Linked DNA regions of Homo sapiens: region 1 is linked to region 2. Evidence: chromatin loops called from intact Hi-C (ENCODE). Cell type or tissue: PC-3. All regions are shown on one strand. Links, peaks and the distances in the headings refer to the core of each region. The heading gives the core; the rest is flanking DNA.

Region 1 (4,393 bases), core at 323-4,322, 310 kb before region 2:
CAGCTGGTGTCTGCTGGAGAGTCACCTGGGAAACTGCTTGGTTGCTGTGTGAGGTTGCTGTGGGAGGAGAAATCCCCATACATTTTGGTGACCAGAAGTGTAGTATTGAGTGTACTGTGTGAGATAATAGAAAAAAAAAATTTGTTTTTTCTTTCTCTATATTTTAATACCCAACCTTCAAAATAAAATCAAAACAGAAACATTTTGCTGCTGTAACAAATTACTACACATTTAGTAGCTTAAAGCAACACACATTTATTAACTTAGGTTCTAGAGTTCAGAAGTCCTAAACTCAAGGTGTCAGCAGGGCTGTGATTTTCCTGGCGGCTCTAGGAGAGAATCCATTTCTTTGCTTTTTCCAGCTTCTTGAGGCCGCCTGCAGTTCTTGGCCTAGTGGTCCTATCTTCCGTCTTCCGAGCCAGCAGTGCCACATCTTCTAAGCTCTCTCTCACCTGTCCTTCCACTGTCCCACCTCCTGTCTTCTGACTTTGGTCCTCCTACCTCCCCTCTTTTCAGGACCTTTGTGATTACACGAGGTGCACCTGGATAATCCAGACTAATCTCCCCATCTCAAGATCCTCCTCAATCATGTTTGCAAAGTTCCTTTTGCCATGTAAGATACCATTCACAGGTTCTGAGGATTGGGGTGTGAATATTGTTGGGGGGCCATTGTTCAGACTACTGTAGTTATAATTTTAATATTAAATTTGTTATATTCTTTGGCAATCCAGCTTAATAAATGCCTTCTGTTATCTCTTCTGATAGCAGTGTTTGGTTTTTGTGCCCTTCCTGCTTCCTTAACTGGTTCTAATATAAAACTTTAATTTGTTTTATCACCATTAACAATTTCTGTTGGACACTGACATTAATTGGCAAAAGTTCTGCATCTTTGTTATAATACTAACACTTGGGCAATAGGAACGTATTTTGGGCTATGAATGAGCTTTTTATTAAAGCTGTAAAGGAAGATTTCTTTTCCTCTTCATCAATTTGTATTCCCAGCTACCTCAAAGGAGGCCCAATCAACGTCTATTAAAATTCCTGAACTTCAAACTTTAGATTAAAGGAGCATTGGAAAGAGATTAGATGAGAGTAGGGTATGGACATTCCTCCCTCATTTTCCCTGATTTCACCTGCTGATTAGAGAATCTGAGATTCAGTCTGTAGGGTGTGTATAAAATGGGAGTCTGAGCCAGATGCAGTGGTTCATGCTTATAATCCCAGCACTTTGGGAGGCAGAGGACAGAGGATTGCTTGAGCCCATGAATTTGAGATCAACCTTGGTAACGGCGAAACCCTATCTCTACAGAAAACAAAAAATTAGCCAGGCATGGTGATATGTGGCTGTAGTCCTAGCTACTTGGGACGTTGAGGTGGGAGGATCCCTTGAGCCCATGGCAGTGAGCCATGATTGTGCCACTCTGCTCCTGCCTGGGTGACAGAGCAAGACCCTGTCTCAAAACAAATAAAGGGGAGAATCTGTTTTCTAGCAGTTCATTGATGTTAGCAGTTTACCATCCAGTCAAGAACCTTTATTGAGCACCTACCGATGTGAGCCTTGGAGGGATTTTAATAGCTAATGGTGGGGTGGAGCCGTTTGAACCTATAAAGAAGTCTGAGAAGCCAGAGAGGGAGAAGGCAGGCCAGGGAAATATTGAGGAGGAGGGTGAGGCTAGTAATTCTGGATGCTGCTTAGAGGGCAGGACGAGGAGATCTGAGAAATGGGCCTTGGTCTTCAATGATGTGAGGTCACTGGTCTCCATGGAGGTGACAAATCCCATGTGGACCATATCTTCAGATGACTTCATTCTCTGGATGCAGTGGTTTGAATCTTATGTAAGAAGTAAGTTCCATGAAGCGGCATAGGCCTTTGTCTTGGAGCTTTTGTGAATTCCCAAATTTGTGAATACTCCCATAGCATATAACTTAACCTATAAAATGGAATAATGTAGACTTTGAAGATTTTGAATTGGTCCATATGTCTGCTTTCTAAAGAACCCTCATTTCTTAGTCCTTTTGCCTTTGTCTCCATTTCCGGCACCAGCACAAGGCTGTTAGTAACTGGTGCTGTCAGTGGTTCTTCACCGCACGGTCCTGACTCACTCTTGTGTCATGAACAATGGTGAGGCGTGTTGGAGTCATTTGCTTCTAATTACTGGCTAAGGCTCTAAACTTTTTGGATGACTTACTAGAAAAAGGCAGCAAGGCAACTATTGTATTACTGTTTTTCCCATGTATGTATTCCAAAGTGCTTTACTGAGTGCGGCAGGAGGGGTAGAAGCAGAGCCAGCTGCTGCTAGGGTGCATATGGTGTTGGATGCTGACAAAGGCATGTGGGGTTGTGCAGCATTGCCTGTCATCTGCAGTGTTGGTGCATGTGTATGTTTGGGGGTTGGTTGAGAGCCACTGGGCCTTACTGATGAACTAAAAGTACAAAGAACCACTATGCTTTAACAAAATTACAGTTATTATGTATCATAACCATGGAGTTACCAGGCAAATGCCCAGTGTCAGCTATCCAGGTCAAGTTCTGGGCAAGAGAGAGAATACCAGGCTTGGGGATATCAGGGGTCAGGGAGGCCTTACTGGCAGAATTGATCTTTAAGATAGAACTGGAGCTGTTGAAATGCCCAGGCTGCAGCACCTGCAGGTGTGACCCAGCTGACTCCAGGCCTTCAGAGCAGTCGTTCTTATCCCTGCCAGTGGATAGGAATCACCTGTGGCTTTACAGTGACCTCCACCTCCACCTTTGGAGGTCTTGAATCTGTATTAGCAAATAACAACTCCCTTTCTCCTGCCCCCAAGCAACTCTAATGTATATGCTATATACGTTAGAGTTTATCTCATGATACTTTTATGCTGGTGGAGGAATAAGAGGTATCACAGTGTCATCATTGGAACTCTTTAGAAACAAACAGTGACTCACATGCATAATACACTGGTGCACACACACACCCTTAAGTAGCATTTGTTTGAATATAATCAGGCCTTACATAGTGTATAAGTAAACATAAATGTAGCTGTTTGAGAAGTAAAATGCTGAAACTATTAATGTGATGTTCCAATAAAAAGTCAGTCAAGCGTCTTATTCAGCTATACAAATTACAGATGTCAGTATTAGATTTTTTTTTTTTTGAGGGTGGGTGTTGGGGGAGACAGGGTCTTGCTCTGTCACCGAGGATGGAGTGCAATGGCCTGATCACAGTTCACTGCACCCTCGACTTCCTGGGCTCAAAGAATCCTTTCACCTCAGCCTCCCAAGTATCTGGAACTACAGGCACATGCCACCACTCACAGCTAATTTTTAAATTTCTAGTAGAGATGAGGGCTCACTGTGTTGCCTAGGCTGATCTTGAACTCCTGGGCTCAAGGGATCCTCCCAAAGTGCTGGGATTACAGGCATGAGCCATCGCCTACTGGCCCTTTCTTGATATTCTTGATACTGAGCTCTGTAGTCTTTTTTTTTTGTATAAATTTATTTTTATTTTTATTTTTTTGAGACAGAGTCTCACTGTCGCCCGGGCTGGAGTGCAGTGGCTCGATCTCCACTCACTGCAAGCTCCGCCTCCCGGGTTCACGTCATTCTCCTGGCTCAGCCTCTAGAGTAGCTGAGACTACAGGCGCCCGCCACCACGCCCCGCTAATTTTTTGGTAGAGACAGGGTTTCACCGTGTTAGCCAGGATGGTCTGGATCTCCTGACCTCGTCATCCGCCCGTCTCCCCAAAGTGCTGGGATCACAGGTGCGAGCCACCGCGCCCGGCTTAAGCTCTGTAGTCTTAAACTCCTAATAAGCATCTGGAATCTTCTGAGCGCTTAACTCCCATTTTAGCAGAGCTTGGGTCTTCTTTTTGTATTTTAATTCCTTGTAATTGGTATGCCTCTGTCCTACTGCCTGTGGTATTCAGATCACTAGACTACCTTAGATTCCTTTACCTGCTGGAAAACCAGCTGGAGTCTAGAAGAGTGCTTACTTAAATCACAGAAGGAACATTAGCTAGTGAGTCAGACGACTTGGGTTCTAGTCATGGTTCTACTGTTGACTTTTTTGTGACTTTGGATGATCCGTTTTACATCTCTGGACTTCAGTTTTCTTATATAAAAAAATGAATGGAACTTTACCTGATCGCTGTGATTTTAAACATTTTTTTGTATTCTAAGACACATCTGTGATTTTTACCGTTGGGTCTAATACTTTCAAATCAAACAATGTATTCAGTATCTCTACAAGGGCTGGACTGGGGGCTGTAGGGTATTCAAAGACATGTAAGTTGTGCTTCTAGCTCAAATGAATATTCTACTTAAGATAATATGTAAATACACACAGAGCTAAAGAACACAAGATTAAATAACCATTCAAACCGGACAAGGCATAATTAGTTGTTAGATGAATGG
Region 2 (4,393 bases), core at 105-4,104:
AGGATGCATGACCACTCTGGGTTGGATTCTGAACACTAAAATCTCTTTCAGCTGTGATTGTAAAGATCTCTGAAGAAAGAATACACCACACCAGTGATTTTCAAAATAAGGCAAAATTCTTACAGTATTTAGGAAACATACTTAACAAAGATCTCTATTTAAATTTTACTGTCAGTAACTAGACAAATGATATCTGGAAGGGTGAGTATCATGCTTTCTGATTATGACCTCACCTACAGCTCGATGCATATGATTTTTATATTCTGGGAACTAGTTATCAGTTTAGACCATTCACCCATGAGTTGCCTTTTATAGACTCTACTATATTGTCTGTGTATATTAACTCTAACTGCTTGGAATACAGATAACTTTGGGGTTATACTTTCATTGTACTTATCTCTTTGTGGAATGGAAATGATGTAATTTTCTTCCATCTCTTTTTAATCCAAATAAAGGAGAAAATGTCAAATGTTCCAAATTAAGTTGCCTTGAATATTAAAGTTGGAGTGTAGCCTCCTTTACCCCTTGGTTTGAGGCAATGCTGGATAGAGAATGTTGCTGGCCGTTTGTTTTGCAGGTTCTGGGTGAATCGATGGCAGGGATTTCACAGAATGCCAAGACCGGAGACCTCCCTGCCTTTGGGGAATGTGTGGGGATTGCATCCAAGGCTCTCTGTGGGCTGACAGAGGCTGCAGCCCAGGTAAGGGGCTAGTCCCGATGCAGCCATGTGCCCTGTGCCAGATCCCTGTGGGAGGTGTGGGGGAACTCCAGCTGCACCTCTTTCTCCAAGTACCACCACAGAAACCATGGGAAAGGCAGTGGCTTCTGTGCTGGCTGGGGCATTTACACAAAACATGAGCCAGTTACCCCCGAGGAGCAGAGCAGCCATGGGCCAGGCTGGGGAGCATGGCAAGACTCAGTACAGACCCAGCATATAGGTTCAGAGGCCAACTTTTCAATCCTTTTAAAAGTTTTTATTATAGATGAGTTGTTTGGGGTAGAAAAATAAGCACTAAATAATTTAAATTTGCTAAGGCTTTAGAAATGCGAAACTGTTATGTCATGCTCTTTTTAGAATCAGAGAGAGAAAAAAATAAGATGCCATCATGCAGAGACATGATATGGCACATTCCTTGCCCTTCTTTGACTATCCTCTGTATTTTCAATGATGATTGACCTCCCATGACAGAAGCTTCAAAGATGTCAGCATCTACTTTAAAGCGTTCATCATTTGACAGTTACCTTGAACCTAGAAGATTTTACTGAACCACAGAGAAACATCACTAGTTTAGGGGATGAAATTATCTACCTTTATCCTTCCCCTCAGATCTCAGGAGAAATGAAATAAGATCAAAATTCCTATGCACAGATTCATTTTTTCTTTTTTATTTGGCTGACACATCTAAATGGAATTGCAAAGAGAAGCCCTTCCCTTGTGCCCTCTTGTCCTCTTGGGAACCAAATGCTGCCTTTTTTGTTGTTTCTTTTCTGGGCCATCTTACTCAATTACAAAGTTAAGATCCCTTCTGCTGTTGAAAATACTGACCTAAGCAATAAGGACATGCTTCGGTAAGCTACGAGATGAGGAACCCTAGGACAGGGCAGGCTCCACGGTTGGCTGACCCAGCAGCTCCACACCATTAGTCTGCATGCACCCACTGTTTTGTGCCTCTCCTGTCTGCCAGCCAAAGAGTCAGCTTCATGCTGAGGCTGGGCAGCCTCGTGATCACAAGATGGCTGCCAGAGTAGTCAGGGCTGCATCCATCCTTATCCATGCCCCCAAAGAAGAATTTCTTGAGGCTCTCTCAGAAGAACAAGGACACTTTGTTCCATGAGCCTGTGATAAACTACTTCTGGTATGTCAAGCTGGCATAAACCTGTTCATTATTACACCCTTATTGGTGAGCGGGATGAGATGACCTTGACCAGTTTGAACTGAGGAGTGCCTGAGTGTGACAGCTGCATGTGTAGTGCGGACCATCATCCCCAGCAGGCTCACCTAGGAGCACGGAGCCTGAGCTGTGGTTTTTCTCTTCCCTTTCTAGGCTGCATACTTGGTTGGCATCTCTGATCCAAACAGCCAGGCAGGCCACCAGGGCCTGGTGGACCCCATCCAGTTTGCCAGGGCTAACCAGGCCATCCAGATGGCATGCCAGAACTTGGTGGACCCTGGCAGCAGCCCATCACAGGTAACTGTTGGGGAGGATGTAAGATTTCAAGCCCTTAAGCAGCTCCTCTAGGTAAGTTGTGGGAGACTATGAGAAATTAGTAAAGAATCTTGTTCTTTCAGAGCTTGCAAAGGTAGCTAAATGCCAGCATTGTAGATAATGACTCAGGTGGGAGCAAATATTGCAAAATATGATGAATCTGGAAATTTGTAAGTGCCTTGAAATGGGGTGCCAGAAGGCAAAAGGAGTGAAGTAATCACAGTGAGATTGACAAGGAGTCTTCATTCATTTCAGGGGACGTGAATTGAGGGCTTGTTCTGTGCTTAGCTGTAAGGGTTCAATGTGCGCAGGGCTCCGTTTTCTACCCCTTGGCTCTTAGTGTGTTAGGCAAAGTTTGGAAAATGCAATGACCAGGGCACGATGACAGTGCCAGGGATGTGCAAAGGAAGGTGTGATTAATTCTCCAAGGGGGCTGTCAGGGCTCACTTCACAGAAGTGACGGCACTGAACCGGGCCTCAAAGTTGGGTAGAATCTGCAGCACAGAAAGAAGCCAGAATGACATTTGAGGAAGAGCCAGTACATGTGACATTCCATAACACCTCTCATACCTGAGTGGCACGGGGTCCCAGTCACTTATTAAAACAGTGTGTACTGCAAGGAAGGAGAAGTGGCTGGAATGGGGGTGGAGGAGGCAGTCTTGTTAGTGGCATGCCCACCATCAACCTGGGGCCCACGTTCTTGAGGCAGGAGAAGGGCCTGAACAAAGAAGGAAACACAAGGACCATGTGGACCTAAAGCAGCCCCAAGAGCTGGTGTATCTGGGAGTCCTTACCCATCCAGCAAGGCCAAAGGGGTGTTACCAGCCTCAGCAAAGCAGAACAGGTGGATTCAGGAAAGCAAATGAGTTGAGGCTGGCGGGGTGGAGCCTGTGGAACTTCCTGAGCCAGACACCTCAGTAGGTGCCAGCAGCCCTCCATGGATGAGGAGGGAGCTGTTGCACCTTGATATGTATTTTTGTCATCTGGATCTGGGCTCTACAGTATGGTGGCCACTGGCTACATGTGGCTGTTAAGCACTTGAAATGGAACTAGTCCAAACTGCGATGGGTTGTAAATATGCAGTGCACACTGAATTTCAAAGACTTGGTATGATAAAAAGATTGTAAAATCTCAATATTTTTAAATTGGTTATATGATGAAATATTTTGGATATACCAAGTTAAATAGAAGAAATTATTTCATTAATTTCTCTTGTTTCTCTACTTATTTTAAAGTGACTGCCAGAAAACTTAAAATTGGGTATGTGTAGACCTTGGTCTAGATGCTATACCCTGGACCTCCTATCTGGGGTTCCAAAGGCTAACTGATTACATCTCCTTTAAGACTACCTGGGGCTCAGCCTATCCCACCACTATGTCAGCACCTCCTTTTTTCTTATTCTTTCTTTATTATCTGTGCTTAAGATTTCTTGCCCTCCTCTTTCTTGGAGTGACTTTGAGGGTCGCAGAACTAGACATGCTTGTAATTACACAGGCTCTGAACATGTGAGTTGAACAGGAACCCAGGGCTGAGGACCGGGGTGGACCCCTCTGCACTGTAGCATGGGGTACCCCCAACCTAGCTCCATGCTTTGTAGGTCCTGTCAGCCGCCACAATTGTTGCCAAGCACACGTCAGCCTTGTGCAATGCCTGCCGCATCGCCTCATCCAAGACGGCCAACCCAGTAGCCAAGAGGCACTTCGTCCAGTCAGCCAAGGAAGTCGCCAACAGCACTGCCAACCTGGTGAAGACCATCAAGGTAGGTCGCTGGACTACCGGCCTTATTGAACTCTGTAACTCCTGTTCTGGCGGGGGAAGGGGAACAAGATTTAAGCTCCACTCCTCTCCTTGTCTAGTGAAGCTTAACTTCTAATTCAGTCTTATGGTTTGTGTCACTGAATAGGCATCCCTTACTAATGGAGATACTCTTCTTGAAAAACCAACAGGCTTGGGCTCTACTAACCTTTTAGATGGTGGGGAAGGAGGCCTCCCCAAATTCTGTACATGAGGAGCTTAGGGACAGAACTCTGGTGGGAAAGGGTTGGTTATAGGGCCTCTCTTAGCACTGTGCTTGCGTAGCAAATACCCTGATTTTACTTAAATGATATGTTTACTTGCAGCGTTTTTGGGTGGGCTAGTAGAGGGCTCTCCCATCATTGCTGAATATATCTGGACCAAGAGAGTAG

Evidence for each region. Hi-C counts contacts between places; a loop is a spot of excess contacts. Peaks named below come from ENCODE experiments on the same cell type or tissue, not always from the same donor. Only the 100,000 strongest peaks of a DNase experiment are listed, where the experiment ranks them.
Region 1: a loop joins it to region 2, with 2.6 times the contacts of the local background. A loop is called at or near these places in 1 of 110 quality-filtered maps.

What each region holds. Positions count from the first base shown.
Region 1 is chr15:62,442,530-62,446,922 of GRCh38, forward strand. The region is part of intron 1 of TLN2 (talin 2); the gene reads left to right. Among named protein-coding and RNA genes, the nearest start is that of TLN2, 54 kb to the left of the region's middle. In PC-3, for the core only: no CTCF peak of the experiment used is centred there; DNase peaks (open chromatin) are centred at 2,112 and 2,902; H3K4me3 peaks cover 312 bases; H3K27ac peaks cover 1,966 bases.
Region 2 is chr15:62,751,728-62,756,120 of GRCh38, forward strand. It overlaps TLN2 (talin 2), which reads left to right. Exons shown (of 59, transcript NM_015059.3): 35 at 578-700; 36 at 2,046-2,189; 37 at 3,805-3,966. Among named protein-coding and RNA genes, the nearest start is that of MIR190A, 70 kb to the right of the region's middle. In PC-3, for the core only: no CTCF peak of the experiment used is centred there; DNase peaks (open chromatin) are centred at 1,414 and 2,324; H3K27ac peaks cover 2,681 bases.